Linked DNA regions of Mus musculus: region 1 is linked to region 2. The links are chromatin loops, found by intact Hi-C in ENCODE. Cell type or tissue: left cerebral cortex. All regions are shown on one strand. Links, peaks and the distances in the headings refer to the core of each region. The heading gives the core; the rest is flanking DNA. Region 1 holds the start of Lce1m (late cornified envelope 1M). Region 2 has its middle 10 kb from the start of Lelp1.

The links. Peaks named below come from ENCODE experiments on the same cell type or tissue, not always from the same donor. Only the 100,000 strongest peaks of a DNase experiment are listed, where the experiment ranks them.
Region 1: a loop joins it to region 2, with 3 times the contacts of the local background. A loop is called at or near these places in 5 of 42 quality-filtered maps.

Annotation. Positions count from the first base shown.
Region 1 is chr3:93,015,302-93,031,052 of GRCm38, forward strand. It overlaps Lce1m (late cornified envelope 1M), which reads right to left and starts at 3,760. Exons shown (of 2, transcript NM_001355725.1): 1 at 3,720-3,760; 2 at 2,506-3,338. The coding sequence starts at 3,327. The coding sequence ends at 2,779. Crct1 (cysteine-rich C-terminal 1) reads right to left here and starts at 385. Exons shown (of 2, transcript NM_028798.3): 1 at 315-385. In left cerebral cortex, for the core only: no CTCF peak of the experiment used is centred there; DNase peaks (open chromatin) are centred at 6,096, 8,335, 10,290 and 10,748; H3K27ac peaks cover 692 bases.
Region 2 is chr3:92,145,102-92,160,852 of GRCm38, forward strand. No RefSeq gene overlaps it. Among named protein-coding and RNA genes, the nearest start is that of Lelp1, 10 kb to the left of the region's middle. In left cerebral cortex, for the core only: CTCF peaks have their summits at 5,729 (motif pointing right) and 8,411; DNase peaks (open chromatin) are centred at 5,721, 6,407 and 8,413.

The sequences.
Region 1 (15,751 bases), core at 2,799-10,798, 870 kb after region 2:
AGAATTCGAAAACACAAAAGCGTGCTCTGCACCTTCTTTCTTGCCTGTCCTTCACATTATAAGGAAAAGGCAGAGAATAGGAATAACTTAACCAGGGAACCTAAAGACCCGGGTTACTCAAAGCTCTTTACAGTCTGGAAAACCTTTCAAAGGTCAGCGCCATGCCAAGCCTTTGCATCTTCATAGGCAACACAAAAGGCTGGCTCACTGGAAGCCAGATTCCAACAGCTACATTCTGGCTGCATCCTACTTCCTCCTTTCTGTCTTCCATTCTCCCCAGCTTCCTCCCCCAGACACCCCGCTTAGATACTTACTAGACCTTGGCTCCACAGGAAGACTCACTCAGTTCTCCAACTGGAACTTGACACCTGCTAGGCAGAAGACTGAACAGTGTATGGCCAGAGAAGCTTTTATAAGATTCCAACAAGTCCAGGTCCTTGGGAGGAGCCCATTTCTCAACAGACATGCTCAGCTGACACTTACATCCCAGAAGCATTCATCACTCAGATAGCACTGTAGGTGGTGCACGTGGACAACCAAGTCACTTCACAGAGGTGCCAGGATTGCTGTGGTGTGTTTACTTTTCAAACCGGATACTGTTCATAGCTGGGAGGGCTGTATGTGCTTAGAGAAGGCCTGGGGGGGGGGGGTCAAATGAGGAGAGGTCCGGGGTTCTCTCTTAAACACTGTATACACACACACAGCAGGAGGGGAGGAGAACACCTGCACTGTTCTACTTTCTCACACTTATTCATGTATAGCTATCTCCTTATCATTTATTGTCTTATTTGCATCTCTATGGCCCTTGGTTCTTGTCTTTCATAGCAGGCTGCAGGCTATGTGATGAACCCTCTGGCTTTTATCCAGATGCTTCTAGAGAGCACTGAAGGAAGATGATGGTGGGGATGGAAATCACAACGGTGGTTTCTTCCTGTCACCATTAACAGGAAGAATAGCCCAGGCAAGGTTAAGGGACCAATAAGACCAAAAGAAGTCACTTGACCATATTCCCATTATGTAACCCTGATGGATCGCAGACAAAAATGGTTGAGGAGTATAGGCCTATTGGAAAATAGTAAGCTGGTTAGCCTATGGAGCTCCTGTTTCTGATATCATCTCCTTAAGGATAGATTGTCCCTAGAACTACTGACAAATAGGAAAAAGACAAAATAAAACAAAACAAAATGAAAAGGATAAAATAAAAGAGCAAAGAAGAAAAAGGAGGAAAATAAAAGGGGGAACGGCCTGAAAGTTCCCATAGTAATTGTTGCGTTTCGATTAGCTGATTTATAAAACTGGAGGAAACTTTGGAGGTCAACTGCCTCTGATTCAATCATTGGAACTACCTGGTCACACCAACCATGAGTATGAGACATAAGAGAATCTAAGATTAAGAATTCAGGGATTAAGAGTGAGATAGGTTTTGGGGTGCATTGCTGGGTGTGGCATGAGGAAACAGACAAGGAAAGACAAGTCATAGAAGATACCCATTTCATTTACCATGGCTTTAGAGCCTGATTAACAGGTTGCTTACTGAACCAGAGCACCTGGCAAGAAGAGGTAAGACATTCCAAGAAGAGAGATCAATGTTAGAAAAGAGAAGGAAGTAATGAAGTACTAAGTTAGATGTGGGTTCTCCTCTGGAAAATTATGCAAAAGGTGAAGAAAACCAGGGTGATAGGAATCATTATGGAGAGATCAAGTAGATACTCACTGTATGGACTCCTTACCCCAACTTTATGCATCACTGTTAACTCTTATCAACCGAGGAGCTAACTGCTTATCTTGTATAGAAAGGCAGACTTGCAGTTATCTATTCTATCATAAATATTTTTAGTATCTCCTGAGGAAGCCATCCCAACCCTAAAGGAATATTACATGAACATCCAAACTCAGTGACTTAAGTACCCTTGACTCCATCACACACACACACACACACACACACACACACACACACACACACACACATACACAGGCATGCACACATGCACCACCACCACTACCACCAGGCGGGGGTAATTTTTGGCTGAGATGGTTTCTTTATTCTCTATTCAAACCCAAACCTAAAATTCTAAGGTTCCAAGAATAGTGGACTCCCAACATTTCACAGCTGTCTCCTCAGCTTACTTCTCTAGAAATGCTCTGCACTCAGCTTCCCTGCCTGGCCAGCTGGCGATAATCAGACAACAGTGTGTCTACTCATGAGAGCCCACAATGTGCACTCCAGATAATCTTTTTCTCCATGATTAAGAGATAAACTTTTTCAAATCATGGGTCCCTTTTGAGTGTCACCGTCCCATCATGGAGCTTTTCTGGGTACTGCTTGTCCTAACCTATGCCTTGTCCCCCCTGTGCAAGTTGGTATAAGGGGCACAGGCCTCAGAGTACTAAGTTTTAAGTGGATTCAGTGTCAAAATGTGTGATTTAGATAACGAAAGGGACTATGACTTGGTGTGGAGGGAGGGAATTGGAAGAGGGAAACAAAAGTACATTGGGAGGCCATGGTGTCAGGAATCAAAAGCTTTATTATTGCCCAGAAAAAGATTTTTCAAAGCTAATTTTTCAATATCTCATTCTCAATTAGTTGTGTCAGAGAAAAAAAGCAAAGCCAATGCATCTCAGAGCTGGGACCTGAAGACCTCGTGGTAGATGAGCTTTAGGGAGATGAAGAGGACGTACAGAGAGTTCTAAGTACTTCTGCGGGAAAACCAGAGAAGAGGAGACCCTAGGCTTGCAGGTCTTCAGTCAATGCTGCTTTCCATGTTCTTCGTGGCCAGGTCAGCAGCAACCTCCAGAGCAGCAGCTAGAGCCCCCAGACTGCTGATGGCTGTTGCTGCCACTGCTGCTGCCACCACTGCTGCCCCCACTGCTACCACAGCAGCTGCTGCCACCGCTACTGCCACCGCTACTGCCACCACTGCTGCTGCCACAGCAACTGCTGCCACCGCTGCTGCTGCCACAGCAACTGCTGCCACCGCTGCTGCCACCGCTGCTGCCACAGCAACTGCTGCCACCGCTGCTGCCACCGCTGCTGCCACCGCTGCTGCCACCGCTGCTGCCACAGCAACTGCTGCCACCGCTGCTGCCACAGCAACTGCTGCCACCGCTGCTACAGCATCCAGAGCTGTGACGTCGGCGACGGAGAGAGAATCGGGGCTTGTGGTGGCTCAGACAGCAGCCACCACATCCAGAGCTGCAGCAGCCCCCGGAGCTGGAACCACAGCAGCCCCCAGAACCCAGGCTACAGCAGGAAGAGGTTGGAGGGCACTTTGGGGTCTTGCATTTGGGAGGGGGCTGGCACTGTTGCTGGCTCTGCTGACAGGACATCTCCAAAGGAACTGGATAAAAGTGAAAAATAATACAAAAAAATATAAGGTCAACAGCTCAAATGTTGCTTTGAAGACTGAACTATGAATTTACAGTATCTTATCTCTAAAATAGTTAGAAGTTTGAAAACCCAATCTCTTAAATTTATTTCGAGAATAAAAAGTACAAATGATCCCTGTATAAGCACTTCTTCCTTCCAAATAAATTCACTGTAAAGTCAAAAAGATACTAGTACAATCTTCCATTACCTTTCACTTGCAGAGAAACCCTTCCCTCCTAACCCTCTTTTCCCCTTGTTCATCTTCAAGATTACCCTCAGTTCCAACCAGAGCCCCTTTCTGCCCAGAAAACTAGCATCAGAGTCTCTCTGGTCTGGGAGATGTTCTACCTGCCTCAGGCACTGGAGTAGATCACTCAGCGAGTAATGGATTGAGGTGCTATGAGAACCGCCTGCCTTTTATACAGTTCTGCTCTGACCTGAGATCCCCATGTGTGGGATACTGATAACATCTTTCATGAGGGGTATGTATGACTCCCTCCCTTTACATCCCAAAGATCTAATTCCTCCCTCTATAAGCATCTGAGGTATTAATGCACAGAAAAGCCTCTGAGAATTGCAAGCCTGTAGGATGGTGATAGAACATTGCACATTACATACAGTTCTTGTCTGTCAGTCTCCTAAGCAGCTCTGCTATGGTCCCTATTTCCTGAGATGAGCCAGTTCAATTCTAGAGCTCAGAGGGTAAAGATAACATCTGTTTCTTCTTCAGAATAGAAAGTAGAGGAAATTAAATGGCCCTTTTATAATATGGACAAGAACCCAAAATAAAACCCTGCCCAAGCCAATGAACTAATGTGGCTCTTTTCATTCTTAGATGGTGCCATAACCTTGACCAAGAATGCTGGATATTCTATTGATGCTATTTCAGGTAGGTCTAATGAAGATGATAGAGGTGGTTGGGATTCTCTTCTTGTCTGAATTTGACATGCCAAAAAAAATCCATGAACATTTGACATTGATAAATTCCTCCAAGTAGGCAGAAATCATTGAAGGCCCTATTTCTACATATGGTCCTAAAGAGTAGACCTCTGGCTGGCCAAATGTAGAGGGACCATGTGTATATAGAGGGTAAAGTGAGAGGAGAGAATTCAGCTGAAGTTGCCAGAAGTGGAACTTCAGCTATAACAACCATCCCAAAGGGGAAGGCCGAGAGATTCTTTTCTATAGATGATCTAAGGTAGAGACTTTTCTTCCAATGCTGGGGAAGGGGGTTGAGGGATTGTTCAAGAAGCTTTTATGCACCTATGATGGAAGACAAAACGTATTTTCCCTACAAAGAATGCTCCCTGGGTAGATTAAATCCCCTGGGAAGTCACCAACATTGTTTGAGCTGGGAGAGCTGTCAGTAAGTAAACAGTTCATAATGAAAGGTACAGGGAAAGAACTGGAGATGGGGAGAGCAGCAGTGTCTGGGGTCCATTCCTGGGTGGATGGGCTGTAGTGGGAAACACCATGCACAGTCTTAACCCACATTCCAGGACCAGTTTCCAGCTTTGCTCTCTCCACCCAAGCATTCTCAAGCAACTTGCTTAATTGTCTCTGTAAAATCGGACTAATAACCATCCCTAGCTCCCTAGGTAAGGCAATACGGATAAAGATCTCAGAGCAGAGCTCGGCCCGTGAACACACAATGAAACTGTAAAAAGAATCTGCATCAATGTGCTGATGTGCCAAATGACACCCATCAATGCACATAATCTTTATGTTTTTAAGTATCAAATTAAAAACAAAAATGTATGAAAAGCTATGGAATTTCAGAAGTAAAGATAACAAAATCACTATAGATCCCATTTCATCTATAATTGTATCCTAAAACTATATGAGATGAAGAAGGAATGCTTATCTCAAAGGGCCATTTGCAGATTGAGCCAATCATCATTAAGCTCTTGGAATAATGCCTAGCATATAACACAACAGTTCTGATGTCACATGTGTTCTCTGATAACAAAAGATTAAAAGTATTTGTGTGTCATTGGTGAATGAGGGTATACAAAGACCATTCTCATGAAAATAATGTCACTTGTAATCCCATTCTCAAATATTTTACTATTTTCTTCCCTTTAATTTTTACTATGTATTAGTTTTAGTGATCTGTGTTTTGCATTGACTCTTTGTAACTCTTTCCTCATCCTATTTATGTAAGGGGTTTTACTATTAAATTTTCAACTAAAATTGTAATGGAACATTCTCTGTGTACTCCATTTGAAGAATTAAAGCCAGATGACCATTTCACAGACAGCTTGCCCATGGAGCAGTAGCAGGAGGCATTAACTCCTAAGACAAGTTCCATGTTTGAATTTCAGCTCCTCACTTAGCAACATTGTTACCTTGAACAAATTATTTTAACCCTCATTATCCTCATTTTCAAAATGAAGAAATAGATAGCATTTATCTCTCAGTGTCATTTATAGAGTGACTAACATTCATAAACCCCTTAGAATAATGCCTAGCATATATATGAAATACTTGATAAATATTTTTAAAAGTGATACCTGACACCATTCTACCTCTGAAGTTCATAACACAGGATAGAGTTTGGGCTTAGAGACTACTGGCAGGGAAGCAGATATGCTGTTCCGGTTGCTAGATCTCAGCCAGAACCAACCTCTCTTGCTGAGAAACATAAAAGGAATGTAGAACATGACTCAAATTTCTAGAAAAAGAATCTCAATAGATGCTAAAGGAATCATTTGTGTAATACATGAGCATGATGAAGAATAAGTGGAACAATGCCCATCTGCTTACAATTATTTGGATGTACAATCTGCACATGTGCTCACACAGGTAAGGCCTTTGAGTTTAGAAATCTCTGCTAGATCTAATTTGTTGCTTTGTAAGCAGTAGAGGCTCAATTTTCATGTCTTCATCAGGTTGGACTTGCCATTTGGAAAAGAGGACAGATACCTCAAAAAAAAATCTGGACTAAAGTTTCTTTTAGCAACTTCCATACAATTTGTGGAATGATAGAATATCTAGGTAGAATGCTGACAACCCTAGAGGCCACAGCATTCTCCAAGAGGTCACTGGGTGGTTCTAATGCAAATCAGGACAGACAATCATTGGTTTAGATCAAATACCTCCCTTTTAGACAAGAAAACTGAAACTGGGAGATAGAAAGAGACTTCTACTGACTCACACAAAGTTAGAGATGGAGTTGGACTTCAAACCCTCATCAACCTTCTCTCCATCACAGCACTCTGCCCGTTAGATGAATTTAATTTCTTTGTGTGATTTTTTTTTCCTAACAAGAGTCACTATATACATGGCCATCCTCTAAATATGTAGGTTCTATAACTGAAGTTTAGACATATCTGGGGAAAAGGGTATATTTGCATAGAATGTGTAGAGACATTTCCTTTGAATCACCATTCCTGAATCAATTCAGCATGATATATACAGCATTTACACTCTACATGTTATTTAAAGCAATATAGATGTAATTTTAGGTATATTGTAGGAAGTACATAGGTTTATGAAAATAATTTTCCTTATATGTAAGAGACTTGAACATGCTGGGAAGGGAGGCAAAGTGGGATTCACAGGAAATCTAGGACTAATGTCTAGAATTTGCTTACTAAGCATGGCTATTGTCATGAAAATTGAATAGCTGGAGTTGGAGTGAAAATTGTAATAACTCTGGTGAATCGTGGCCTGAATCACACTTCTTGAAAAGTCATTGTTACCTCTACTCTCCTCAATAACTACGAATGAAGTCTCTGTATGAAAAGGATTGTCAGACATCACCAGGGAGGGGCTATCTGGCAGGACCCAAGGAGCCTTCCTGGGGCAGCACCACTGTGATACCTCTTCTGTAGCCCAGAAGTTCAGCCTTGCTCAAACCTGACTTATCACTGCATCTTACTCACAGACACTGACAACATCAATGAGATTCAGATATGGGCCTGACGCATAAATCTTCCTATAGGAAAACTTCTGGAAGAAGTAGAAGTGCAATCTGGACATCTGAGGATGAGGTTGCAAAAAGACCTCAGACTTTGATGGTGAACAAAACTAGACAGCCCCATCACATCATATGAACACTTCCATTCCTGGGCAGATCCAGAGGGCTGTCCTTGAAACCCTGTCCTGTGGCTTCCCTTCCTCTGTTCCTCTCTGCCAATCCTGCCCTGGAATCTGATCCTAGGGAGTAGGGCTTGGAGTAGTTTTATTCTCACACTCCACATGCTGATCCAGGATTTAACATTTAAAGATCTCTCTCTCTCTCTCTCTCTCTCTCTCTCTCTCTCTCTCTCTCACACACACACACACACACACATCTTTTTTGGACAGGGTTTCTCTGTGAAGCTACAGTGGTCCTGGAACTCACTCTGTAGACCAGGCAAGCCTTGAACTCAAAGAGATCCACCAGACTCTGACTTCCAAGTTCTGGGATTAAAGGCATGCGCCACCAGAGTCTGGCTTGTTTGTGCTGTTTTCAGTACTCCTGATTCCCTTGGTGTAATCTCTGGTAGCCAGTGATACCTACCCCCAGACTTGTGAATGTTTTACCTTACACAGCAAGACAGACTTGGCGTGTTTGACTAACGTTAAGAGTCTTGAGATGGGAAAACCTTCTTGGATTACAGAGGTAGGCCTAATGTCATCATGAGGGCTCCTCTAAGAAGCAGGCAAAAGGATAAGAGTCAGAGAAAGAAGATATGACCAGGGAAGCTGGTGTTGGCATGAGGCATTTTAAAAATGGAGGAAGGGTCCATAGGCCCAAGGGTGTGGATTACCTCTGGAAGCTAAAAAACACTAACAGCTTTCCTCTTCCTACAACTAAAGGGTGTGCTGGTGGAAAGCTTCTAGAACTTCTGCTATGAATCTGCAAACTCCATGTTCTTCCTTCTTAGACACTGATGTCTCCAATAATAGAATACTTAAGACATAGGCAAAAGCAGGAACAGTCGAGGCTGAGTCATGGTTACTTGGAGACAAGGTGTATGCGTGAGTGCTTTCTGAGAAAACCCTATTTCTGGGACTGAGCCACTCCAGCTCAGACTGGCAATGTCTGAGCTGGCCCTTGATCTTTCAGATGCTCATAGTCAGCTGTGATGATATCTCCATCATGAGGAACATTTTCACAGCTGGAGCCTGAGGCAGGAATGCTCCAGGATCCTCTAGAATGAGTAACTGGAGAAAGGAGGATCCCTTCTCTTGGAGAATAAATAAATATATTGGGTAGGCACTGGGAAAGAGTAAAAATAGCCAGTGAGGCTCCCAGGAGCTCATGCACTGAGGCATCTTGTTTTTCCAGCTGGGGATGAAGTGGCATGCTCAGGTGCAGTGGGGAGGGGCCAGCTGCACAGGGCCAAGCACTCCAAGGCAGCTGCAAAGGCTCTACTGTCCAGCGGGTGACACTTCCTCTGGGGAGCTCAGCTGACTCTCACAATTGCACAAAGCTATCTGTCCTTATTTGCCACTGCTAGAGGAACTCTTCTGGCAAAGATAGCTTTAAAATATATATAATTGTCTCAACTCACACTGAGAACCCACAGAAATCCCAGGACTTGGGTAGACACTGAGGAGGCAAGATGATACTCTCGATCCACCATCATCCACTAGGAATCCTAATAGTCAACATCCCAACGGAGTTCCCACAGACCTGTAACAGGAGCAGACTGGGTAGGGAACAAAACCCAGGCAAAGTGAATTAGACAAGTGGTATATACAGGGAGTTATAATATGTAAGTAGTACACTGGCTATATTTATTTTAGGCTTTAGATAAGTTAATATAGTATATAAATACATTTGTACTATATGGAGCTACAGCAACATGCCAACAGCAATTATTTCTGAGTGGAATGACAAAAATTTATTTATTTATTTATTTATTTATTTATTTATTTATTTATTTTTCTGTACATGTATTTTCTAATCTTGCTTTATTTATTTGATTAGTTGATTTGTTAGTAATTTTCTTCACTTAATATTTAAGTTACCGTAGAGATGCTATACAGACCAAAAATGTTAGAAAAGTTCCCACCATTTTGGATTCTACTTCATTTTTGTCTTGAGTTTCTTTTAGCACCAGGCAACATGCTTGTCACTGGACATACAAGGATGGAGTTGTTACCCCACCATCATGTCTCTGAGTCTCAGACCCCTCTCCCTGCCTATCTGACCTCTAGTGTGTTGCCCTTCTGTTGAGTACCCAGAATACAGAGCTAAAATACAGCCATACTCTGAGAACACCTGCTGAGGGCAACCATGCTGCAGAAAGAAAGCCTTGAGGGTGAGGTGGGAGGACCAAGAAAAGCAGGGTTGGTACCACTGTCAGGATACCTCGCATAGCCTGGCCCTGAGCTCCAAATGGGGACTAAGAATACTGGTTTCAACTCTTTGTATGTCAAGTCGTGGCCAGATAATACCAGGGGCTTATTATTGATTTAGTTAAAGTATTGGCTCCAGTAGTGAGAAAAGTTAGCTCTAGATGTCAACCCATGTAAAATCATCTTCCCCTTGGAGACCTCAAAGCTCAATTGACTATGCTTACACTCCAAAAGTTAAAGATATTTAATTTGACTTTGTACATCTGAAGCCTAGCTCCAGAACACAATGCAGACTCAGTAAAGGGGAGGAAGAGAAAGAGGGAAGAAAGAAAGGAAAAGAAGAAGGAAGAAGGCTAGAAAAAAACAGATGGAATATGAGGGACACATAGCATTTCCATTATGCTCTGTCCTATTTCAAGTAATGAAGAATGTTGATTTCAAACAGTGAACCAAAGTAACTTTTGCTTGACACAGAAAAATACCCATAGATTCTAGCACCGGGACTTATAATTGCAGTTGGAGCTGCTCTTTCTTCACCTCTTTTCCTTGACGTTGGATGCTACACGCCCACCATGCTCACTCCAGCTCAAGGCTAAACCTGTCCTGCCATGCCAAGACTTCAGTGGCCTGATCAGCCATGCTTCTGCCTCTGAAGCACAAGCAGAGTGTGGCTGAGTCATGTTTCAGGCATCTGGACAATTTCACAGATGCCTGAAGGCTCTGTGTTAATGATGAAATGACCAAGAATTTCCTGCTGCCTTTGTGGCAATCCTTTCCATCAAAATGCAGCAGATTTATCTTAGAACTGACTCTGTTCTAGGTTTGCACACACACACACACACACACACACACACACACACACACACACACTCCTGCAAGCACTTGCCTCAGTATTCACAAATCCTCTTGCTACCTTTAATGTCTTCCTACTGCTTCCCCTTGCTACCATGTGACTATCTACTCTCTCCTCCCAGATCCCCATCCTTTACCCTACCCTCTCATGACATCACCCATTCCACTGACTCTCAGCTGGGTTGAGTGGGCATGCTGTTAAGCACTGAAAGGCTCCAACTTCATGCCACACCCCCAGGCTTCCTCAATTCTAATATGGTCAATATGGTAGGCAGTTAAAAGAATGACATTAGAAAAGGCATGCTGTGGTTAGAGCAAACTGCTCACAGCAATCGTTGTGTACAATACTACCAGTGCCTCCCTGAAAGTTGCCTCAACACTATCAATAAATGATCCCAACATTGGTTAGGAGCCATCTTGCCTTCTCCTTGTCCACCACCTTCACATCTAATGATACACATGGATTTCTTCCTTCCAGCCCCATTCCCTATTTTCTACAGATTCTTCCCATCTTTCTAAAAGATGAAGAGTCTGAGCTACTTAGAACTTTAATAACTTCCATGCTATTCCCAAAGGAAAATAAAAATCAAATTCCCCCAAAAGTACCCAACTTCGTAATAACTTAACATCTTCTAAGAACCATCTACCTTTATGCTCCCTGCACCCTCTAAATTCTGTCGCATGACCATCCCTGAAACTGCCCAGATGTAGCTGCCCCTTAGGGATAGCCTTGCTTTCTTAATGTGATTTTCAGGTTCCTACCAAGGACTGTGTTTAGGAAACCTGCGCAGACAGACCCCAGCTACTCCTGCTACAGAGTAAAACTTAGAGAAATGACTGTCATGCTCTGTGCTTGCCGGCTTTCCTTGAGGAATTCAGAGTCTGCCCAGCTCAGGGTTGTTACTTCCACATGTTTAATGATGTTACTTCCATCATTAAAACTCCAAGGAGACCTTCTGAAAGTCTGACCCCAGCTTCCATAAGAACAGGTGCCTCAGCTTATTCATCACAGTATCCTCAAGGCCAGACACAGCTCATAGCATTCAGCAAATAGTTCTTGGATGAAGAAAGAACCAGTGGAAGAATGAGAGCTTGGAGTCATTGTCAAAGAGGGAGGAGGGCCCACAGGGCCAGTGTGGCTGTGGCACAGCAGGTTCTGACCTTGACTCAGTCTGATTCAATTGGAAATTGTGACTGAAGTCACTTCTCCTCAGCATGTTGCCTTGGTCACCTAGGGATGCTTGGCAAACACTGGGTGTTTGAATTCCTAGGTAAATTAGGTGATGTCAGGCCCTGCCTGAGCTATTATTAGATTTCTCAGATCACCTGGAGTCTATCAGGTATCCAGGATATCTCTTCTTATCCAGAGATTGTTGTAAGAAGTCAGGACAGGTGTTCTAGCCGTAACATGTCTTTTCCACTGGTACTATCTTAAGTGCCTACCTCATTGACCACATCAGGATTGAGGGAGTCTAATGGTGAGTAAGTGGAACCTTGTAGTGTTCAAAGGAGTCCATTCAACCCACTGAGTGCCAGGAAGACTTGAGGAAGTCTTACGGAAAGATTAAAACCTGATTGATTTCTGTCTGTTGAATCCTCTCCCCCATCGTACCTCCCCCCCGGACACACACACACACACACACGCACACACACTTGAGACAGCTACCTTAAGTGAAGAGAAAATGGGTCTCCAATTTGATGGTTTAATCACTACTATTCTGAGGTTGTTCTGTGAAATCCCTTTGGATGAGCTTTCTGGTTGTCTGTCAGTTCCTAACATACACTGTAACGTCCTAGTGATCATGGTCTTCTGTTACAGACAGAGCTTAGACCCTGGACTAAACTTCAGATACCAAATAGGTCTGACAGTTTTAGATTTATGATGTATTAATAAATTCCAGGAGATACTTGGAACATAGTAGAAGCTGAGTAAATATTTGCAGTAAGAAGGAAGTGGAACAGAATGAAAGAAAGGAGAAATGAAGTTAAGTCGGCTACTGTACTTGAACTAGCTGAGATCAAGTTGGCTAGAGAGAAGTATCAGCCTGCCTAGACACTCTGCAGCCTGTGCTTGATGCGTAAGCTAACTTCTCAGACCTCTGCTACCTCATACCAACCTTGGGACTCTTGGACACAAAAGCTCATTTACTTGAGCAGAAAGTTTGTGGAGTCGAAAAATGTCATTCCGTAGGTGCCCTTTGTGGGACATAACCAGTGCCCTAAAACCTTTTGTTGCCATGTCTTCAAGCTCCTTCCCTTCTTTGGACCTTCCATGAACATCCTTCCTATATTCACCCCTGAGACTACAGATGGACCTTGTCTCCAAAGTACCAGACTCAAAAGTACTTTGTGCCTCAGTTACCAAGGTGCTGTTTCTCATTGGGAACCAGGATTCAGGATACTGAATGGATTCTGTCAGGAGAACAAAACATGAGGACCAGTTTGGAGCTACTCATCTTTAAAGTTGAAACAGTTTAATGGAGTAAATGCGGCTAAATAAAATTAAATAGGAAAGAGAGAAACCTACCCTTGAGTCTCAGCTCTACCCTGTCAACATTACAACACTGAACATCGTTTATTCCTCCTTTGAACCTCAATTTTTATCAACAAAATGAATGATTATCATATACTATCTAATCATATGACTTCACATATAGCAATGTACTTGGTGAACCATAGAGTACTATGAAAATATAAGCTAACAATAATGACAGAAACACAACCAACAAGTAATGATGTGATAAACTTGTGAATGGTATTGTCACTCACATAATCTGAAGCTTTATGTGACATCCTTGGTTCTAGAGGCCAGAGAGTAGCAAATCATCTACTAGAGGGGCCTGACAGGTAAGACATGAGCATCAATACTTCTGGACTTTGCTGATCTAGAAGACAGTACTAGGCACAAACAGTCCTGGTCACAATATAGCAATAATATATCTGACAGCTAATTTTTGTGACCCAGTCTTGATAGACTCCTCTGGTGGCTGGAGAATGAGTACTTTGGTCTCCCTAGCTGGTTCTGCAGGCCTCCAGGAACCAGACTGTCAGGTGAGACAATAATCTGGGCTTGGGAAGTCACTCTGCCTCCCATGACCAGTGTAACCTTATAAGGACAAGGAAGAAGCTGATGAGATGAATTCTACAAACCCACCACACTGAGTGGATGTGGTAGAACTGTCTCTCAGGTCTCCCTCAGGTTCACTATTTGGGAACCAATGGTCCATAGAACTGTGGATAATATCCAAACACCAACAATACCTCTTCTACCAAGTTACATCACATACAAAGAGCACATGTAGCTGCTGTTGGCAGGCTCATGGGCTGAGTGGTTATCTCTCAGTCTTCAAGAACAAAGGAAGTAGCATCAGACTGCCAGGCATTTTGTGGACCTGAAAGACATGCATGGGAAGAACATACAACCCCTGTCCTTAGGCCTTGGGTAAAGACAGGGCTTGAGTGGATGGAAGCCTAAGCACACACTTATGAGACAATATGCTAGATGCTGTTGAAACTCCCAAGATGCCTCAGTGGTGGGGATAACATAAAATACTCTGTTCTCCTTTCAGAGACCCATAGTTCTTTGCCAGGGAACAAATGCCTTCCTAACTAACGGCAGCCTGTCTAGGCAGTCTACCTCTGACTTTCTAAGCTAGGAGCTAGATTCCCAATGCTGACATCTGATATTAGGTTACCTTGGGCAAATTATTTAGCTTCTAGGACTCTTGGTTTCTTACCCATAAAATTATGCTTCATTTTCTCACTAATAAAACAAAACAAAACAAAACAAAAAAATAATTTTCTCTGAAAATAACAATTGTGTGCTAGGCTAGGGATACAATTTAAGAGCACAGTAGCAAGTACAGAGATATCTGCTGATCTTCGTAACTGAAGGTTCACCAGGACAAATACTGAGAAAGGACATAGCACGAGTTCAAAGTCTATGGATCTGTAGAACTACAGGGAGGTGGGTGAGCCTCCTGAGGTCTTGTGGGCATTCAGCTGGAAAATGGATGGGAAAGTGTTCCTACACCTCAAAGCACTATATAAATAGCATTTGCCCATCTATCCTGTGTCTGTTGCCTCTCCCACATAAAACTAAAGTCAGATTATAAGCAAGATAAGCAGGAAAACAAGCAACCACTCAGACTTCATCATGCAACAGGTACTTCTTCACAGTCTCATCCAAAGTAAATATTGTGTTACTATATCAGGGTAGGGATGTTTGGAGGCTAACTACTAAGCCCCAGGCCACATAAGCTCACGGATCAGACACAAAGGTCAAACAGGTGCCCTTCTGCTACTGCCCAGTAAACACAGCAGCGATTCCTGTTGGTGTATTCACCCCGACTCTGCTCCTCAGCTTCTGGGTGAGCTGGGGAAGAACAGACACACTCACTCACAAGATGCTAAGAGAAAAGGGAGTTCCGGCCAGGAAAAAATAGCTAGTAAGGTGGGCAGTGGTCCTGTGCCAGAAAGCCCCGTCTCCTCCTGCTCTGATGTTTGCCCTTATTTCAAAGGCTGTATCTTTGTGGGAGACAAGCATAGTCATGCTATGAGCTAAATTCAGCTCAGCTTTCCATCACAGCTATCACTGAGTAGACAGACACAGAAACCAAGGTCCAGAGAGGAGGAGTTCTCCATCGATGGAACAAACTGAAGAGTGCACGGGGCCTGCTTCCATCCTGGCTAATGTCTGTGCTTCTCGTGTTCCCTCAGGCTTTCTCTGCACTCGCAGAATCTACTGTTTCTCTGTGAATCATTTGAGGCTTGCAGCTAAGCATGCTACTTCCCAATAAAGCAAAGATCTTGGGCATTTGGGGTTAGGTACCAGGAGGAGTAATACTAAGTAGTACCAGGGCAGGTGGAGTAGTCCTCTATGGTGATGCAGTGGCCACTAAAGTACATGGAGGAGTCTTGTACAGTGACTCAGTACTTGCTTTTTATGATAAGGATTCAGAATAGTTCATTGAGTCTATTTTAAAAAAGAAAGTTAAGGTGTTAGGTAGACAAGATATTCTGGAGGTGGAATCAGAAGAGAAACCACTGAAATACTATGGAATTAGCCTCCTCCTGCTTTAGGATTGAGACACATGCCCAGTTACTCCTTAAAATAACTAAGAGTAGGTGGCTGTAGGTCCTGGGCTTATACTTGAAACCCTTGTTCCTAATCTTAATTTATTGTCTTTGAAATGACAAGTCAATAATCCAGTAACTATTTATTAAACTGATATTGTC
Region 2 (15,751 bases), core at 2,675-10,674:
TTCAAATCCTGCTTTCATCCTTTACATCCTTAACACATCATCCCTAGTGATATACTTGTTTAAGATAACATGTAAGTTACATTGAGTTCCTAGTCTTATTACCTACACGCTAACCATTGGATAGCTTCACTGTTTTCAGGGTTGTAAAGGTCAGAGAAACATCAAAAGAAGTCAGTGAGTATTCTGTATATTTACTCCCAGTGTGCTCCCTGGGTTCTTCTGGATCTCTTTCTGTCTCTCCCTCCCTCCCTCCCTCCCTCCCTCCCTCCCTCCCTCCCTCCCTCCCTCCCTCCCTCCCTCCCTTCCATGTATGTTTTATATGTGCATTTTATGGTTGTGTACTTACACAGGTATGTTTAGTTTTGTGTGAATGCGTATGCCTGTCCAGGCCTTCCCCTCTCCTCCCTTTCCCTCCAATCCTATCCTCTGTACTCTCTCATTCTGTTCACTCCCCTTCTATCCCTCCCCTCCTTCCTTTCTTCCTTTCTTTCTTGATTTATTTATTATTATATCTAAGTACACTGTTGCTGTCTTTAGATGCACCAGAAGAGGGCATCAGATCTCATTATGGATGGTTGTAAGCTACCATGTGGTTGCTGGGATTTGAACTCAGGACCTTCCGAAGAGCAGTCGGTGCTCTTAACCACTGGGCCATCTCTCCAGGCTCGCTCCTTCCTTCCTTCCTCCCTCCCTCCCTCCCTCCCTCCCTCCCTCCCCTTCCTCCCCCCCCTCCCTCCCTCCCTCCCTCCCTCCCTCCCTCCCTCCCTCCCTCCCTCCCTCCCTCCCTCCCTCCCTCCCTCCCTCCCTCCCTCCTTTCTTTCTTTCTTTCTTTCTTTCTTTCTTTCTTTCTTTCTTTCTTTCTTTCTTTTAGACATGGCATTCTAGCAGCAAACAAACCCCACGGATCTATCAGTATCACTTTTCCTAGCAATGGGATTACCATTCCCATTGTGCCATTGTGCCACTGTGCCACCTAGGCCATTTTTCTTTCTTTCTTTTTTTTTTTTTTTTTTTTTTTTTTTATAAAACATTGATTCTGAGTACTGAATTCAGGTCCTCCTCATGCTTGTAAAATGGACACTCTACCAGTTGATCTATTTCCCCAGTTCCGTGTCTCCATTTCTATTTGCTTCTCATTTCCGACTTTGCCCTGAAGTGCACCTTTTCAGTTCTATATTTTCCTTGAACCTTTCTCCACGTTATCATTTTCTGTCTTCCAGCTAAATATCTTGGTGATGTTCCCAGCAAGATTCAGTATTTCAATGTTAATCTTAAAACATAATTTCTGGTTTGAGTAAGGACAGTTCATATAAATGTCATTAATAAACAATAGTAATTTAGCGATGAAAGCTAAGATGGCTGGGAGAGATGTCTCAGTAAAAGTGCTTGTTTTACAAAGTATGAAGATGGAAGATTGAATCCTTAGGCTGTTCCCATAACCCCAGAAGAGAGAGGCGGGTAGATCCTGAGATTTTTGTTGACTCAGAAATGGTGAACTTCTGGTTCAGTGAGAGAGCATGCTTCAAGGCAAAAGGGCCAAGGAGGATGAAGGAGGACATTGACATCCTGCTGTCGACTCTGAATTCATGTATATGGGTGTGCATAAGACACTCACCCCCCCCCATGCCCCATAGCATTCCATGGTTCCACTGTGTGTACCAGAAGGCCATGAAGATTACAATAATTGGCAATGATAACTAGGACTACCTTTTAGAGTTTTACAACTAAGTCTTTCTGTTTACATTTTACTTTATTCTTTGAGAATTTCATACATGTATACAATATATTCTGATCATGTTCTCTTGGGATGCTCTTTCCAAGTCCCCCTGGATCCCTCTTCCATGTCCTTCACCCCAACTGACCAAATCTCCTCATCTAGGGGTGGGGCTTATGAACTTCCCCTCATTGTGCGGAGACATCAACTGACTTGATCTTGTACAGGTGTTGTACACAAAGCCATAGCTTATTGAATTAATGAGTGCAACAGCCCTGCTATGTCCTGAAGATGTTATTTTTCTAGTCCTCCCCCTCTTTTCTACTCTTCCTGCACCTCTTCTGTAATATTCACTGAGCCTTGGGAGAAGGAAGTATGATACAGATGTGTTGCGTGTAGCTTTGCTGCCCCACACCCCACACCCCCGGCCCCAATCTTCCTGGAACAGGCCACGCTACCAGCCCCAACTCAGCTTCCCTTGAATCCATGAATAAAAAGCAGAGCTTGTGATGACTCCAAGGAAAAAGTCTCTTCCAGATAGATAGGAATGATATGCCCATAAACTCACAAAGACACATGTGGCAGCATGCACAGGCCCACACACGTTAAAGCCACTTGGAGTCCCAGCACTAAGAGCAAGAAATAGATTGTTCCCTTTAGGGGCCCCCTTCCCTTCTATTGCTTAACTGGAGGGTATTTGTTTGTTTGTTTGGTTGGTTGGTTTTAGATTTTAGATTTATTTATTTGTATACAGCATTCTGCCTGTGTGCATGTCTGCAGGCCAGTAGAGGGCACCCGATTGCACTATAGATGGTTATGTGATACATTGTTGAGAATTGAGCTCAGGACCTCTGGAAAAGCAGACAGTGCTTTTAACCTTTGAACCATGTCTCCAGCCCTGGAATTTTTAACACTAGCAAAGGCTTCGGCTGCTGCTGCTGCTGCTGCTGCTGCTTCTTCTTCTTCTTCTTCTTCTTCTTCTTCTTCTTCTTCTTCTTCTTCTTCTTCTTCTTCTTCTTCTCTCTCTCTCTCTCTCTCTCTCTCTCTCTCTCTCTCTCTCTCTCTCTCTCTCTCTTCTCCCCCTCTCTCCCTCTCCTCTCCCTCTGTCTCCCTCCCCTACAGGCATTTAACAGGTTCTTCTCTAGCTTCTTCTGTTGGATCAGACCACCTCATCCTCACACCCTCAGAGGACCTCTTGGACACGAGTTTAATCAAAGCTATCACCAGTTTTCCTTTCCCCGTGACTCATATGTGACTTGTGGGATCCTCTGTGAGCTGTGTTTGCCTGCACAACAGCTGCGTGTGTCTGTCTTTCTTTCTTCAATTACTGTTAGTGATGTTTTATGCTCATTGTATGGAGGAAGGGGGAAGGAAGGTCTATGATACCTCTGTAGCGCTTGTACTGTATTTATCGTTTGATTTCACTATGATATTTGAGGCTGCTGTGGCTTTTTTTTCCCAGCCCTTTCTCTTCTGTGCCCCATGACCTGGATAGGGTCCTGCTTCTCTAGCCTTGTCTTCTATTCTTTCTGAGATCATCCTTCTCTGAGAAGACTTCCCACTTCCAGTCTCTTTGCCCCTCATACTCTTGCAGTTCATCTCATTCTGTATCTCACTGCAACAAAGCCAAAGAAGTCCCACACATGTACTCTTTCCTCTCTCATCCTCTCAAACTGATTCAACAAAATCAGAATTCTTCTACCTGGTCTTTCCTAACATGTTCTTTATTGTGAGCCCCAAACTCCAAACAATACCTTATCCAATAAAACTGCTGTATCAGTTTTTATTGGTCTAATGCAGCATGCTGGCTCCGTCCATAGCACCTGTGCCCTTAGGATTTTCCAGACATTTCTTAAGTCACAGGCTCTTGACCAGTGTTTGTGAAGTATACATCTACCTTAGTCAGTCCTATTACCTGTTGGACTATGTTTGACCCAGCATCATTGTCATAGATCTCCTTGCCTCCTTACCCCAATTTTATGCTTTGTTATATGGTTATGATGGATTTCTAATAAAATGAATGCTTAATATTACTACAAAACTTGATGATTCAAGCCTTATTAATATGGCCCAAAGATTCAGACTAGTTTTCTACTTTTCTTATCATTCCTGGGATTAGACTACTTGCAGTTCCCAAAATTTACTGGATTGTTTTTTTGGAAACTACACTTTATTTTCTGCCAGACATGTTCAGCTTCTTCCATCCCTAACTTGAAGTTCATAAACAAGTTACCTTAAACATTTATCTGATCCAAGCTGCTAGTTAAAGCAACCAGCCTGATCATTTGGATCTATCATCTATCTATCTATCTATCTATCTATCTATCTATCTATCTATCTATTATCTATATTGTAATAGAGATTAAACCTTGGGCTTCACACAGGGTAGGTCAGTGTTCTACTGCTGAGTTGTACTCCCAGCTCTCTTTTTTGTTTTGTGAGAGGGTATTAAGTTACTTAGGATAGCTTTAAACTTGCTGGGCATAGTGTCCTGGTCTGGACTATAAGGCCTGGTGCACTCTGAGATATTTTTTTTTAATCACCATATTGCAGTTAGAGAATTCTCAATCTATTTCCATCACTTGATGGTCTAGAGAACTAATTCACTTTTTTTTTATCTTTGATTCCCCAGTGCCCAGTGCCTAACCTAGCATGCTACTCTCAATAGTAAAATCATAGCATCAATCAAACATTTAAACAGCTTTGAGTCATTCTCTCTAACTGAAACAGCCTTCCTCTTTGCCCTTTCAACTAAATGGTATCTATTTTTACACCCTCTTTATAGTTTAAAAATCTGTTTTTCATGCAGAATTCCCCTCTCTTCCCCCTCACCTCCTGCTATGGTTAAGAGATGCTTTCTCTAGGCTACCCAGCATACCCTCGCAAAGCATCTCCTTTCTCACACAGAGCCCTTGCTCCAGAGGAGGGACTTTTTTTAGCCTCTTTATTGCCAACTTGGGGCCTCAAATTTGAGATGTTTTAATGATTCTTTGAGGATAGATATGGAAGATGAGATAAGAATTAAATGAATTGTCTAAAGAGTGACAGCTGATTCCAGGTGGGCATGGGTCTTCTCTAAGCGCCAGAAGTTATCATTAAGATATTTGTATCAGGCTAACAACAACAAGGCAAGGCAGCACTCTGAACCTTGGAATCTACAGTCACCATGGATCTGTCTTGGAAAGAGCTTCATCTGCTCCAGAGTCCCAAACAGAAAGGAACTTCCAATGTCTCCCCTACCTAGGAGCTCAATTTTCCTTACCATAAATTTCTACTTCTTACAACAAACACACATTTTCCCATCTACTAAGAGCTCCAAGAACAAGGGAGAAACTGTTACTAGGACCTGAAAGGGAAGCACCTAGGTAAGGGCTATGTGAAGGAGGCTTTGGTGGGTAAATGGAATCATTCTTCAAGGGGGGAGTCCTTCCCTTCCCTGCCATGACTCACAATCTGCCTTAGGCCACTTTCCAAGGTTTTCTGCTAAGCTCATGTTGCTGTGCTCTGTGAGTCCAGCGAAGGGCACAAGCTGACTGCACCATGTCCCTTAAGACAGGGAGCAGACATGGAGGGAAGATTATTCAGTGTATTTGGAATAATTGCTGGAAGCTCAGCACAGAGGAGAAAAGAAAATCTTTGTGTGTGGAAGGAAGATGAGTAACAGGATACGTTTTCCTCACTGTGTTTAGTATTGGAGTATTAGCATCTGGAGATGTGTTTAGATGACTTCAAATGGTTCTTACTATTTTCTGGATTACGTTTACTTCATAAGTCCACCATAAAATTAGAGGAGGCTGAAACATTTACTTTCATTTCTATATTATGTATGTGCATGTCTCTGTGTAGGTAGATGCACATACACGAAGCTGCCTACAGAAACAAGAAGCTTCAGATCCCTCGGAAAAATCTGACGTCATCTTGAGAATCAAATAGGTTTCCTCTGGAAGAGCAGTACACACTCTGAACAGTTGAGCTATCTCTCCAGCCCCAAATGTTGTTTTCTTAATGGCCACCAGATGGCAGCACAGGTTCAGATAATAGCCACTCGCTCTACCTATCAAACAGTAGCTAAGATGTAGAAACAGTTTGTGCTTTCTTCAGTGCTTTCATTTCCGTTTTCAGGTTGTAAACAGTTTTGTTCATTTCTCTCACCTGTTTAATTGTAATGGGAGAGATGAAGTCGGGGGAGGAAGTAGGGAGAGAGTACTTGGAGAAACAACTGGATTGGGAGAGGGCGATTTCCTAGGGAAACCTATGACAATGGAAACTTACAGGAATCTATGATGGTAACCCTAGCTAGCAATGGGGGTTATAAACCAGTCATCTCCTGTACCAGGCAAGACTTCCAGTGGAAGGATTGGGACACCAATACAGCCACAAAACCTTACACTCACACGTTGCCCTGCCTAAAAAATGTGCAGGGGTAAAAAGTGAAGCAGAAGTTATGGGAAGGGCCAACTAATGGCTGGCCAAGCTTGAAACCCATGCCATGGGAAGGAGCCCATCTGGACACTGTAAATGATATTCTACTATACTTGCAAACAGGAGTCTAACATAACTATCATCAGAGAAGCTTCACCCAGCAACTAATGAAAACACATGCAAAGACCCACAGCCAAACATTAAAATGGAGCTTGGAGATGTCTATGGAAGAGGGGGAGGAAGGATTGAAGGAGCCAGAGAGGTCAAGGACACAACAAGAAAACCTACAGAATCAATAAACTGGGCCCATAGAGGCTCATGGAGTGTGAATGGCTAACCAGATAGCATACATATGACCTAGACTTCTATACACATTTAACAGTTGTGCAGCTTGGTTTTATATGGGACTCCTAACAGCAGGAGCAGGGGCTGACTCTGACTATATTGTCTGCCTTTGGATCACTTTCCCTAACTGGGCTGCCTCATCTATCCTCAGTAGAAAAAGATGCTTAGTCTTACTGTAATTTGATATGCCAAGGCTGGTTGATATCCACAGCAGATCACTTCTCTTTTGAAAAAGGAAGAAGTGCGTGGAGGGAGGAGGGGGGCAGCAAGAGGGAGAAACTGGGAAGAGAAGAAGGAGGGAAAGGTGGATCAGGATGTAAATAAAGTAAGTAGATAACAGCAGCAGGAACAACAACAACAACAACAGATCAGGAATCAGCCTAAATGGCTACTGTTAGATGAGTGGATTTGAGAAATGTGATAACTATACACAACAGAATACCATTCAGCCTTTGGAAGAAGAATATTCTGTTATCTCCAAATCTGTGTGGATTTTGGTAAAACATATACTGCATGATCCCATTTATGTAGTCAAATGCACTCAGTGTTCAAATCTCAGAACCTTTAACTGAAATGTAATGGTAACATGTTCAAAAGTTCCAGGGATTAGGGTGGGACATTTTTGGGATGTATTTATTATGCAGCATACCACACAATTAAAAATTAATTACCAATCCTCATCGAAGTAGAATTCTGATGACAACTGTATTTGTTTTGCTTCTAACATTTTGTTTGCTGGATGTAGAAAACACACACACACACACACACACACACACACACACACACACACACACACACTTTCTCTCTTTTTGACCTCTTTTGATTATGCAGACTATTTGTTTTTTCATCTAGACATATTTACAAATTTCTTCATTTAACCTATATCTGCTTACTTTAAAATCTGAGCTATTTCTTCTGGGGGGGGGGGGGCTTGTGTGTGTTAATGAATGACATTTTGAGCTGGTTAAGAGTCAGGATTAAACATCCCTACTCTCTAAGCATTTGCTATCCAGGTTGAGACCATCAGGACAATGCAATGATGCAGAGGGGGATGGGGCTATATAAAGCTCTGGCTCACGTCTGAGGGAATCATGCTGTGACTTAGGCCTTCATTTTCCTTATTTCTAATAATTATCCAATGTGTCAGAGCCCAGGCTGGGTGAGGGGGCTCTAGTATGCCTGAAGGGCTTGCAGAGCCATAGAAAGGTTGCAGCATGCTCTGGGAAGGACTCTAAATTTTGCACTTGTCTCATGTCTCTTTCTCTGAAGAAGTTGGGGGAGGGAGTGTGGGTAGAGGCAGATTCTCTTTGCTGTCTGGTAGGAGACAAGAAGAAAGGATTTGGTGAAATGTTCATCCATCACTAATAAACTGTCTTCAGAGATTGTAAAGCTAGGAAACTAGATCTTTCATGCACTTTAGGTACACATGATGAAAACATTATCTATGTTAACACAGGCATCTTTGACCTCTAGAATCAAGTGAAGTTCATTTACCGTCACTGAACATATACTAGAGACTAGATACCCAGTCCAGGACAGTGTAGGTGGGAGTAGAGGTAGTTACTGATGCTTAGGTTGAGTTGAAATATAACATGAATTTGATCAATTTGGGTAAAGTCTGGGGATGCAGAGGCCATGAAAGAAGCTAAGAAAACATGATCTGCAAGGACGTGGTAGAGGGGATTCTTTATTGTTTTAGGGTTTCCTATGGCTAGACCTTTCCACTTAAGCTACTACAGGCTTTAGTTCTCCAGCAACTTCTATGGATGGATACTTTGTCTTTTCCTTCCCCTTACCAAGGGTCCAGAAGAAAACTTATGCAACCTCTCATAGTTAAGAATGTTAATCTTGTCATCATGTGTGCCTCTATTAGTCTTGTGCTCCTTTTTAAACATATCAGATGGCTCTAATCTTGCCATACCAGAAGTTACCACCTGGTGGTGCTAGAGGTGCCTTTGCTATCAAACAGCTAGTGGAGCTACTTACCTACTACTCTATTTTAGCTTAATTCTATTTATGCTATACAAAGTAAAAACTGTGATTGACAGCTGTTCTTTCTGTGTGTCTAATGTGATCAAAATTTTCTAGTTTGAAATTTTAATGGAAAAACATTAATAGATATAACCCATGAGAATAAAATCTCCAGAAGTCCGCAACAATTGTTTCAGTGTAAAGCATTTCTTAGAGTAAATAGCAGCTGAACAGATCGCACGCACGCACACACACACACACACACACACACACACACACACACACACACACACTCGCACCCTCGCACCCTCTGCCAGAATGGACTTCATGGCCACAGTTCTGTTCTCAGAATGGCAAAACAGGGCCTTGCACAGACTTGCAGGACACATTTTATGTTCATCCAAGCCTGCAGCCTCAACTCCTCACCTCACTTATGTGGTCAGTTCTTGTTAGAAAAGGCCAGGAACTTGTCAAAGAGGTGCAGTTTGGCACTTGGCAGAAATACCTCATGCTCCAAGGATAAGAGGACAAATGGTTCTCGCTGGTTTGAGCAGGGTCTTCATCTCACCCTTGCTTTGCCCCTGCTTTCTTCCAGACTCATTCTGAGAATTTTCTACTCATGACCTTCCTTCTCCTAGGCCCTTTTGTCCCTCTGTGACTTTTCTCTATTCCCTGTAAGAAAGTAGAGACATGACTACTCAGGGATTTTTTTTTTCAGACTCAGGAGAATAATGTAAGTCATAATAAATTCTGTGTTTGGAGGACAGGTGCATTTTGTTGCAGTTTGTGAGAGTCTAAAGAAGTAAGTAGATACAGATCTTGTTGCCTTCATCAAAGATGTGACATTGTGATGAAAAGAACTCTAGAAAAAGAAAATTTCTCTTTAATTTAAGTTTCTCCCAGCTACTATATATCCTTTCCTTCAAAAATTTGCAACTCTGTGGAGGCAGAGCAAATTCTGTGTTGTGTGTGACTTCAGATAACCACAGGGTCTGGAAGTATGGTCAAGGAAGCAGCTACTGCCTCCCTTTAATCTAAAGGACCCTTAAGGTCCTTTAATCTTGGGCTTAGTCTACAAAGGAAGCCAAGGGGTTTCCCCTGCATTTCCTGATAACTCTCCAGTTCTTGAGAATGCTAGTCATAATCCCCCTTTACTTGAAATTCCAGCTGGACTTGTTTTTGGCTCATTACATTTACTTTTCCCTTGAGATGATTCTGTGTCTATGGGTGATGGGTGGAGCAGAAGGCTGTAAGATCACTGAGTTTTCTTCAAGTGTAGTTGGATTTTTTGGTGGGTTTTGTGGCTATGAACAGATAAGAAGGAAGTTTCTGGGCAGGGCTTCTGGAATTGCAGCTTTTTCCTAGGGCTTATAAGGCTGTTCTATATTCTGAGTAACTGGCCCATCGTACTGCACACAGCATCTTTAGAACTGATATAGGGAGAAGTCAAATGGAATTAGGATTGTTTATCCAAAGAACATCGAGAACCTCAATTAGAGGTCAGATTTTAGAGTGGGGAATATGTAGTGATGGCTTAGACCTCATGGAGGCTCAAGGGAAGCTCATGACTTAAAAAGAGACCTATGTGACTTGCTGAGTAGAGAAACAATGAGGAAGGCAGGCATACTGATGCTTGGCCGCTGTGGGGATGAGGTAAGAAGGCTCCCATCAGGAATAAGGTGTGTGGTTCTTCCAGGAACCCTCCTGATCTCCAGACCCGAATTAACCCCTTCACCTGCTGAAACACTGCTGTGCCCTTAGCTTCAGCCCACAAACTGGCATTGTACCCCTCTACCTTCTTCAGGACTGCTTTATGAAAAGGAATTTACATCCAATCCTGTGCATCTAAGCAGGAAGAGCAGAGCCTTCTTTTTCAACACTGACTTTTTCTTGGTCCTACAGGTCTTTTTCATCCTCGAGGTCCTTTCTTCCATGTAGCCCTATACCTGTGAGGTAGGATGTCTACCTAGTAGACTTACCTGGGAAAATCTGACCAAAGCAGGTAAAGGAGCAGATCACACAGACCATAAATACTCAAGGAATCTATGCTCAAATTTTAGCAAAGACTAATTTTATAACAAAAAGTGTAATAAGCATTATTATTTTCAAAATAATGAGAATTTGAGAAAGACTTATGGGTAAAAGAAGAGAGGGAAAGTGTTAGAGAAAGAAAGGGAGGCTCCAAGGGCCACCTCTGTGTGTGTGTGTCCTCACATGCCAAAAAAAAAAAAAAAAGAAAAAAAAATCCCCAGAGAAATTACCTGAGGCATCCCCAGTCAATGTGCCATGTCTCCACAAATTCAAACTGCTGATATACTAAGAATAGATCCTAGAGGGTTGTGAGATGGTATAAGCTAAGAAAGATTGTAACATAATGCAACCTCACTAAACAAAGAACTATAGAAAGATATTCTTTCATTGATGTCACCCAAGCATGTCGTGAAATTTTACTTAATTTTTTTATATTCTTTAAAATGGTTTCTGCAAGTGATTCTAATCCTTCCTGAGTCAGCAATGAGCTTGCTGGCAGAGAGTACAAGATGAAGTGAGGAAAAGGGGCTAAATGTCCAGGAAATGAAATTACCTTCAACCTTGTACACCCAGCAGCCTGCTCTGACAGCCTGCTCTGTCAGGTTTTTACTGCTTTTCCTATACCCAGAGGTACTTTGGGTTTCAAGAGTCACAACAGACCGCTTCAGATCCTTGGGCTGTGTTTCTTCTTTCATTGCTCTTTTACTAGAAAGTTTGAGAAATACTAGTCCTGCATCAGTGACTAAACTAGAATTTTCTATGTAATGAGCAAGCTTGCCATCTCTGTTCAGAGAAACTGGACTGTCCGAAGCTCAGGAAACGTCTAGTATATCCCAGTGTGTCTGAGTCTAGAGCAAAAGGGCTCAGGCTAGTGCTAATCCCAATGATGAGAGGAAAAAGGCAATTGACCCAAATTACCACATCCAAATTAATTAAAACAAGCAATTAATTAAAGCAAGCTTTTTATTTATGTACTTGAGCTGCCTCCTTCTAAGGTAGGGTTCCAGAGGTCAGCATCAGATATAAGGAAGACGAGACTTTTACAGTTCATGGGCAAAGGAGTTCTAAGTAGGGGATTTGGTGTGCTAAATAGTCTGGTTACAGGAGCAGAACATAAGCATAAGAAGTTAGGCCTAATGACCTTTTGAAACAAAGACATGAGAGAACTGACTAAACCCCTGAACCTGTAAGCCAGCCCCAATTAAATATTGTCCTTATAAGAGTTGCCTTGATCATGGTGTCTCTTTACACCAATGGAAACCCTAACTAACTAAAAAAAAAAAAAAACTAGTAAAAAAGAACATTAGAAATTTATTGACAGTGTTTTTGACTTCCCTCTGACTCTAAATTAAGTGGGCCACACAAAAAGTGAAGAGAAGAGTCATTAAGATGAGTGACAGTTGGAAACAGATGGGATGAAAAGGTCTAAAATTCACTATATAACTGTACAAAATAAAAATGGAGAAAATTCATTACTTGCAGCCTGAGTACCTTATATACAAATGGAGCCGTCATTATATATATATATACTAACAGTGAAGATAGTTTATAAATGACATCATTACTCAAAAGGATAATGAGCACCTATACACAACTTCATAAAAATAAATTCTATAATGATGAAAGTACAGATTCCTTGAAAACACAATTAGAAAAATTGAACAAAAAAGAAATACAAACCTAAGATATTCTTTTGCTATTTCCACTGACAGTATTACCGCAAGTTCTAATACTAATTTACATGTTTCTATGAGGGTAAATGTGATTAAATATGTAATAAATTGATCAGAAGTAAGGGAGAAAATCCTGGATAATCTGGGTTGGTCCAAGTCAACCAGTTGACGGCTTTAAGAGCAGAAGTGAAGCTTCCTTGGAGAAGGTCTTCCTGCTCTCTAGCCTTGTTGATTTCAGATATGGCCACCCTGCTTTCTAAGTCCCATAAAACAAGTCATTGCAGTAAATCTCTGAATGCAGATTCCCTACTGATTCTATTCTGCTCTTGAACCCCAACTGAGATAATCCCTAAAACTATTAGGAGGATTTAGCTCATAGTTCAAAGCTTTTCCATATGGAAAGACCAGGTGCAAATTGTTCAACTGGTGAATCACAGCAAATATTTAAGACATAATTTTAGTGACAAATAGTCTCTTCTAGAAAACAGACGGAACAGGGTTACTAACAGCGAATAAAAGGAAGTTTATTCCCAGAGAAACTTAAAGTTTCAATTATGGATGAAAGTCTAGAAAAGTAGAAAAACCCTCCAAAGACCACACAGCCAACTTGTGATTCTGTGGAAGTGTGGATCTCCTCTCTTCCTGACTACATTGCGTAAAGCCACACAGAATATTTACAGAGGGCACCAGACATAACAAGAACTGTTAGATAGTGATCATGTATAGTGCTGAGTAATTCTTGGGACTATATCCAGCAAAACCAATAGACTTTAAGCAAATCTTAGTGACTTTAAAAATGTGTGTGTGTGTGTGTGTGTGTGTGTGTGTGTGTGTGTGAATGAGTGAATGCATGTATGTGTGTGTGAGTATGCATGTGAGTGTGTGATTATATGTGCATATGTGCTGTGTGTGTATGTGTGTGTCAGTGTGTGTGTTTGAAAAAGTGTGTATGTATATGTGTATATGCAGGCAAGAATGCATACTTGAGCACACACTCCTGGTCAACCTTAAGTGTTGGTTTGTCAAGAGCCATCTTCATTAATTTTGAGATAGGATCTCTTACCAGTACCTAGAACTCAACTGACTGGGCTGGCAGACAAATGAACCCTGGGAAATTATACTGTCATTGCTTACACAGCACTGGGGTTATAAGCTCTTGCCACCACAACCAGCTTTGTAGGTGAATGCTAAAGCTACAATGCGTGTCCTCATGCTTGCACTGCAAGTACTTTATCAACTCCACCATCTCCCCAACTCTCTCAATAATTATTCAAATGAGTATGTGTTCTCCGAAGAACATAAAATATTAGTAATTGACTTATTCTGGAAAAAAATCAAAAGTCATCATGAATAGTGCATAGAATTAGATTAGAGAGAATTTTTGACTGAGAGAACACCAGACAGGAAGGCTGGACTTGGCACAGAGAAGGAACCTGGTGCACAGAGGGCAGAGTGCACAGACCACTGTGCAGAGCCTGCATAAAGGCACTGCATGGGATTACAAACACCAGCCATCACTTCTCCAAGCATAACAGGAAACTTTCTAAAAATATAAGATTTTGCTTGTTTGTTTGTTTGTTTAGACAGAGTAGCCTAGGCTGACCTCAAAATTGAAATTCTTCTGTCTCAGTTCTTAAAAGGTTGAATTACAGGTACAGTTGAGCATGTTTGCTAATGAAAGGACCACTCAAGGAAATCAGGTTGGATAATATAACATCTGTGAAAGATCTTTCTAGCTACTGTGAATGACTTTCAGATCACTGAGAATCAGTCATCTCCAGGAACAAGAGCTCTTCCTGCCCTCTACCATATAGGTTATCCAACACAAAGTAGTGAGCCCAAATGCATATACATCTGAGTCTCTCTCTCTCTCTCTCTCTCTTCCTCCCTCCCCTCGCTCCCTCCCTGTCTCTCTCTCTCTCTCAGGCACACACACACACCCTCTCACACACACAACCTCCCACATACACACTCACATACACACTCACACACACATGTACATGCCCCACATACTTTTAAATAAGTAGAGGTCATGAATTTGCGTAGTAGTGGGGGACATGGGAAGGGTTAATATGGAGAAAGGAAGGAGAGGAAATGATGTGAATATAGTGTTCATATAACAGTCTCAAAAATAAAATAAATGTAAAATATAATTAAGAAGCTTTCTTGTTTTTGAGATAAGGTCTTGCTGTGTAGCTGTGGCTCGATTGGAATTTTCTATGTAGATTAGGGTGGCATTGAACTCACATCTGTCCACCTATCCCTCCCAAGTGTTGAGGCTAAAGGCAGTGTGCCACCAAATCCAGACTCTTAGAATCAGTCCAGATAAAAAACTATGGTGCCTAATAAGGGTAGCACACATGGAATGAAAACCAGTTCTTGGAAGAAAGAAGAGAGAGACAATTTTAGAATTGCTTGTTTCACAGTATTACCTTTGATAATTCTAATAATTTCCTGCATCTAATACTCAGAGAAACATCTTTGCAGTCAAAGTCATGGCACATTTAATAAGTATAGTTAGAGCTTCTAGACTCCAGAGAGCAGTTTGCTGCCTGAGCTAGTAATCCCTCCTCCTGCTCCTGCTCCTGCTCCTCGTCTTCCTCCTCCTTCTCCTCTTCCTTTTTTCTCATTCTCCTCCTCTTCTTCCTCCTTCTCTTCTTCCTCTTTCCTCTCCTTCTCCTTCTTCATTTTTGCTTCACCTTGCTTGCCTTTAAAATCAATGATAAATTTTGCTTGTCAGAATGTGTACAATTTTCCCTTTATTTCCAGTGTCCTTTGAACATTTTACCACATACAAACTATCTTAAAGATTTCTGTATCCCAGAGTAAAGCTGAGAAAACAAGACCCACGGTACCTACTAGAGCCTAGAAAAAGTTATTTGACTCAGTTCTCTCTTTCAGAAAGAAACTATTCTGAGAGTTTTCCTAAATGGGGTATCTTCCTGGCAAAGTAGTTGCTCTTTTGCTGCTGACTGGGGGGTGAAAAAGTTTACTCTGGAGAAAAATAACCAATTTGATGGAGCAGGAATGCTGGCAGCAGCATCTTTACTGGGCTTTGTTCTTTTTTGTTCCACAATCCCCTCAAAGACCTTTGACAAGCCATTTTTTTTTTAACAAGAGAGAAGTTCTAAGTGATCCAACATTAGCTGTTATGGAACAGTCTTTGGTTGTAACTCACTGATTCAGTGAATTGTCAGACTGAAGAGGACAACGGGATCTGATAAACGCCTTTGTCCAGCTTGACTTTTACATACGTACATCAAATATTCACCATCAAATAGAAGGCATGTGCAACCTTTTACTGTTCTGAAGGATCTAGTTCACTGAGGCTTCTCTCAGCTTGATTTCTGAGTTCATCTGCAAAAATTTATATTTAACACTTAGAAGAAAAATGCTGCCTCTGGTCTACCAAGTACATCTTTCCTGAACCTTTCTTTTGAGATGAGGAACAAACCATCTTAAATCTCCCATGGGATCCATGAATGGCAGACACTTGTGGATCCTTGATGCCTGCTACTGGGCATGGCCATTGGGAAGGGGGAACTCAAGGAGCTTTTCTGTGAAATCCAAGTCCTGTCTTACCAATACTCTGAGC